Regions from separate parts of the Mus musculus genome. Here region 2 is linked to region 1. Evidence: chromatin contacts called from ENCODE Hi-C or POLR2A ChIA-PET data. All regions are on one chromosome and are shown on one strand. The core of a region is the stretch at or near the end of the contact, and the rest is flanking DNA. Distances in the headings are between cores, read along the strand shown. Region 1 has its middle 14 kb from the start of Gm36495. Region 2 has its middle 20 kb from the start of Gm36495.

Region 1 (2,799 bases), core at 89-2,588:
CTTCGTGGCTGAGGAAGACTGGGCCACAGTGTGCACTCCCAAGCAGGCAGTGTAATCCACAAGCCCACACTCATGCCCTTGGAAAACTGACCTCTAGTCAGGTTGGAGTTATAACCCCTTAGAGGGAGTCTTAATTTTCCGACAAGTGCTTCATGAGCGGGGATGGATATGATCTCTAACTGGGATGCCTGTGCCACCCAGCCCACTCCTCTGACCACTTTTCCATCCTTTAACCAGTACTGTGGGTACAGGTTAGGTACGGTGAGGACAGGTGACAAGAAGAGATGTATCAATGGTCTTAGGAACCCCCAACCATAAATTTATCTTTGTTACCAACAATTTATAACATAATGTTGCTGCTGATAGGTGTCTCAGTTCCTAAGACCGTCAGAAATCTGTGTTTCCCATGGTTGAGACCCAGAGTTGACCACCACTGACTGACAGCTTGACTTCAGGAGTCTGGAATGCTCATGTATTAGCATTAATTCTGAACAAGAGCACTTGATTTGACATGTTTTGAGTGAATCACAGAAAGTAATATGCCACAGCTCAGAGGCAGGCAGCTCATTGGTAGAGCACTTGTCTCATATATATGAGGTCTTAGGTTCGATCCCTGAGACCACAAAGAAAGACTGCCACCAAGAACGTACAAAGTCATCATTAATGCTTGAAATATGGTATTTTTATGGATTAATATTTAACAGCATCTCAGAAGGTAGGATTCTCAGGACCTTGTGAAAATATACTATAATACAGTTTTGTTTTTTAAAAGTTAAAGCAAGGAGGGATGGAATGGGGGGGGTCAGTTACAAAGGTGAGACCAGGAAGGGGACATTTGAAATGTAAATAAATAAACCAAAAAGAAAAAAATGTTAAAGTAATTGGGGCAAAGGCTAAAGAAGGACAGAAATTAACATGAGGGGGTGAGGGGTGAGCCCCAGAGGGCATTCTGTGCATATGTCATTCATTGCAGTTTGGTCTAAAAATAACCAACACCACCACTTTTTTATGGGAAACATCCTCTCTTTGTCATCGATGGACCCTCTTGTCCCTTTTGCACTTGATCCTTTCTGGCCAGCATTAGGAAAGGTTAGTGATACTGTTCTTTGTCTGCAGGGAGGGGAGGTAGGGGTTATTTTTGTGTTTTGTTTTCCTCTGAGAAGCTACCTAACACAGCAGCTGGGATAATGAACAGTCACTTGAGCTTTTTAAAACAAATGACCATGAGGAACAGTTGAGGATTCATTTGTCAAGCCGAGTTGGAACGTCTTCTGTGGGCAAGCTCATGTTTCCAATTTGGGACGCGTAGCAATCAGCTGCGGAGCGTCTCATATCCGCTTGACGTCAGCACTGAGCCCTGTGGTATCTTTAGTAGCTCACTGTGCACAGTGACACCAAGGAATGAGCTGTCTCCTGGAAAACAGCTTGTTTGACATATGTTTATGCAGCTACAACTTGGCAGTGATATCAGAACTCTCTTCTAGAAATTTCTATCACCGCTACACACAATGGACAAATCTGAAAGAGAGAGTTTCTGTTTCCTAATGGCCCTCCCTTTCCTGTGAGGATCATGAGCTACACCCTCATGTAACCGCAACCTGGGCTATACAAACATTGACAGCATTCCTTCCATCAGCATCAAATAGATGAGCTGAACATATAGAAGGAAAAATAAAATGCCCCAGTGCAGAGCCGAATTCTGTTTTACACAAAATGTCCGTAGTTTTCATTTTGTCTTGCTGTACAAATGAAAACATCAAATACACCAGGCACAAAATGTTAAAATCAATACTATTTTGCTTTTAGTGAATTTGGGGTCTATGTGTATTACAGAGATTATATATGTATATATGTGTATATATATATATATAGTGTGTGTAGTGTGTGTATGTGTGTATGTATATACACATATATAGAGATCTTATACACATACATGTAAACATATGTACATATATTGTGTGTTGTATGTGTATGTATGTGTTTTTGTATATATATGCACATATAGAGAGATTTTACATATATGTGCATATATATATACATATATTGTGTGGTGTGTGTGTGCTCAAGTGCACAAGTGTGTGAAGCAGTTACATGAGTGCAAAAGCACGTATGTGGGCATTCTCTTGAAACTGCAGGAGGACCTCAAGTATCCACTGATTGGGGCTGTAAGGTGCAGGTATGAGATCTAGCTTGCAAGCTTCCAGGATCCGCTCTTGCTGTCCCCACCTCCTTGGCACTGGGATCACAAGTGGATTGTACCTGCCTTTTGCACGGGTGTTGGGGATTGAACTCAACTCCTTACACTCATGTTGCAAGCACTTCATCTACTGAGCTATTCCCCAACTCACCATTTTTTAAAAATCCATTTTATGGGACTGCAGGGATAGCCCTGTATTGTACTTGCTTTGTGTCTCATTACCTCTGTTCCTTAAGCTCTGGGGAGATAAGGTCTCAGTCTGCCTTGGTCTCTTGGCCTTATCTAGAAAGCCTAAAATTACTTCTATCTAGAAGTGTAGAGACTGTACCACATCACCATGTCTATCACGATATTGAGTGGATGAATGAATGCATTAACAAACTAGTGTATAAAACTCAGGGCAAGCCAGGCCAGTAAGATGGCTCACCAGTTAAAGCTGTTTGTTGCCAAGCCTAACAAACTGAATTTGATTCTCAGAACCTACACGGTAGAAGGGAAAAACCCCAAGTTGTTCTCTGACCTTAATATGTGCAACATGGTACTAGTACACACACACACACACACACACACACACACACACACACACACACACACACACTAAA
Region 2 (2,799 bases), core at 81-2,580, 34 kb after region 1:
CATCACCAGTAGTCAGTCCACTGTCTCTCTTTGGAATGCGAGTGTCCTGCCTGGTTTGGGCAAGCTGAGCCTCAATAGCTGTTCCTGTCTCTCAGTATTTGGGGGTGGGGCACTGCAATAGGGAAGACTTCCTTCTAGGAGATCTTTGAGCCACCCTGCAAATGGATTCTGTATTCCCCAAGCTCTGCAGACCACCGGGAGGGGCTGGCTGTACAAGTCAAAGCTTGTTCACTGTCACAGTAAGGCCACTCAGGATCTGGCCCACAGCGACCTTTCTTTGTCCCTCCACATAGCTGTTGCTAGAAATTCCCATTAAAATTTTTTTTCCTTCTTAGAATTCTAATAGGGTATTATGTTACATAAATTTAAGCCCCAAGAGAACATGCTGTTTCAAAAAGATAGCAGTGTACATATCAGGAACCCAAGAGCCTCAAGAGTGACTGGAACAAGAAACAGGGAAACTGTCAGAAGTTCTCTGGAGTCTGGGGGTCACTGTGAGCTCTTGCAGACAGGCTCCCAAGGCGTGTTCACATCTGGCCAGCTTAGCTGGCCATGCCTGGCTTGACCAGCTTCCTCTCTCAAGGGCCTGGAAGAAGTGAAGAAACAAATCACAAATCAACAGTCAATAACAAGCGGCTGATTAGCGAGCTTGGCTCCATCTCTGGTCCAGTTTGCTAAAGGGGAGAGAGAGGGGGAGTGGGTGGGGCTGGTTTTGAATTAAGGGAATAAGGGCTGGGGAAAATGTCTCACTTGGTAAGGTGCTTTCCATAAAAGCATGAAGACCCGGGTTCAATTAATAAACTAACAATCTAGGCACGGTATTTCATGCTTGTAATCCCAGTGCTGAAGAGGCAGAGACAGAGAGACTCCTGGAGTCTGCCTGCTGCCTGGTCAGTCTAACCTGCTTGGCAAGCTCCAGGCCAATGAGAGTCTATCTCAAAAAACCAAGGTGGACAGTGCTTGACAAACAACTGAGGGTGTCCCTTGGCCTCTACCCGAGAACAAATGGCATGCACAGGAACGTGAAGGCAATGGAGTCGGGGCACAGACATCCACATTCCTCTAGAAAGGTCTGCTTTCACATAGCAGAGTTGCTGCTATGCTTTATCGTTCCCATGGTAACACCTACCCCTCTGTTTTAAGAGAGACTAGCTGTTGGTCCATAGCACTTGGATTCCTCTTGGGATCTTGGGCGCTGGTTACTTCTGGAAACCCCTCAGAGCCCCAGTAGTTGCAGGAAGAGATACGAGCTCTGCATAGCCTTGCCCAGGACAGCCACGCACCCTCCAGCCAAGTGCAGAGGGTGCCAACTCCACTTCCACACCATGGAGGGGTGCCAGGCAATTCACAGGTCGTCTCTGCAACAGTAACAGTCATAAATACTCAGCTATGAGATGTGCTCTCTTGGCCCTGGGAGGCTTAAATGGGCCTCTTTATTTCCCAGCCTTCCTGCTAAAGCGGGGAGCAGAGCAGAGCTGGGAGGAAGGACATTCCAGAAATGCCACAGAGCCCTCAGTGAGCCTGCTAGAGGAAGCACTTTAGAGAGAGGGAGCTGCAGGAAGGGGCCCAGGCCCCAGGGCCAGTGGCTGCCAGGGTGAGGGGAGGGCCTGGCCTTGCCTTCAGAGAAACCCCTGGGGCCAGGGTAGGGCTAGCTTCTCATCCAGGCCAGTTTTCCACTACGTCACATCGCCTTTGGTTCAAATTGGTGGAATGTTACCACAATATGGCATCTGAGTGAACTCCAAAGATGTCGTGTTGGTCAAAGATCCCTGGGGGAAGTGGCCCGGATTAACTTTAAACCAAATCATTTTCAAACAGTCTCCACCCAGGTCCTGCTTGTTTACTTAGTGGGGGAAATCCGCCTTCTTCGGGCCTGCAGCTGTTGAGTCCACTGGGGGCACAGTGATACAAAAGGAAAGAGAAAGCACTCTGCAAGCAGTGGGTTCCTCCTGACCAACTGACATCTTTTTGTTTTCAAATGGTGGAGCTGGAGGTGGAACCCAGAGCCCCAAGTAAACTATCTGAGTCCTCTCCTTCCAGAAGCATTCCCGGTCTTGAATGGAGGGCTGGGTTAGCTATCACTGGCCACACACAGAGCCTATGCTATTCATCCTGGGGTGATAGCTCCTTGGTAAAGTGCTTGCTTTACAATCATGAGGCCCAGAACCCACATTTAAAAATAAAAGCCACACTTGGGGGTTTATCCTTGTAATCCAGCACTGGGGAGATGGAGAGTCAGCCTGACTGGGGAGCTCTAGACCAAAGAGAGACTCTGCCTCAAAAAAGATAGGTAGACAGTCCCGAGGAATGACAACAGAGATTGCCTGCTATCCTCCACATCTACCTGTATATAAATCCACATGTGTGTATATAAACACACACACACACACACACACACACACACACACACACACACACACACACACAAGCATACAAAGGAATCATAGGTAAGCAAGATAGCTCAGTGAGCAAAGGTGTCATCCACCAAGCCTGACAGCCTGAGTTCAATCGCTGGGCCCCATATGGTAGGAGGAGAACACCAACTCCAGAAAGTTGTTCTCTAAACTTCATGTGCATTTAGATAGATAGATAAGATAAGATAAGATAAGATAAGAACAGAAACGTCATACAACTTTGTTTTATGTTTTGTGGTGCTGGGATCAAGCCACTGGACAATACACTCAACCCCTGACGGGCATTTCTCTGTGACCTCTTTTGGCTTGAGAAAGCCATGGGGCATCTCCTCAGGGAAAGCTTTCCCCAGTTGGAATGATGTAAACACTCATTCATGCATGCACA

The links. Hi-C counts contacts between places; a loop is a spot of excess contacts on that map. ChIA-PET counts read pairs that join two places held with the same protein, here RNA polymerase II (POLR2A).
Region 2: a loop to region 1 is called in a map of heart, with 3 times the contacts of the local background. The contact joins two enhancer-like sites. A Hi-C loop is called at or near these places in 5 of 37 maps with a recorded cell type or tissue (ES-E14, adrenal gland and heart). POLR2A ChIA-PET finds 5 or more read pairs at or near these places in 1 of 5 experiments (Patski).

Annotation. Positions count from the first base shown.
Region 1 is chr12:16,835,050-16,837,848 of GRCm38, forward strand. No RefSeq gene overlaps it. Among named protein-coding and RNA genes, the nearest start is that of Gm36495, 14 kb to the right of the region's middle. Within about 2 kb of position 1,339, at least 3 of the 3 ENCODE cell types and tissues checked have a DNase peak (open chromatin) inside an H3K27ac peak, as active enhancers do; they include heart, where a contact is called at or near this core.
Region 2 is chr12:16,869,117-16,871,915 of GRCm38, forward strand. No RefSeq gene overlaps it. Among named protein-coding and RNA genes, the nearest start is that of Gm36495, 20 kb to the left of the region's middle. Within about 2 kb of position 1,331, at least 2 of the 3 ENCODE cell types and tissues checked have a DNase peak (open chromatin) inside an H3K27ac peak, as active enhancers do; they include heart, where a contact is called at or near this core.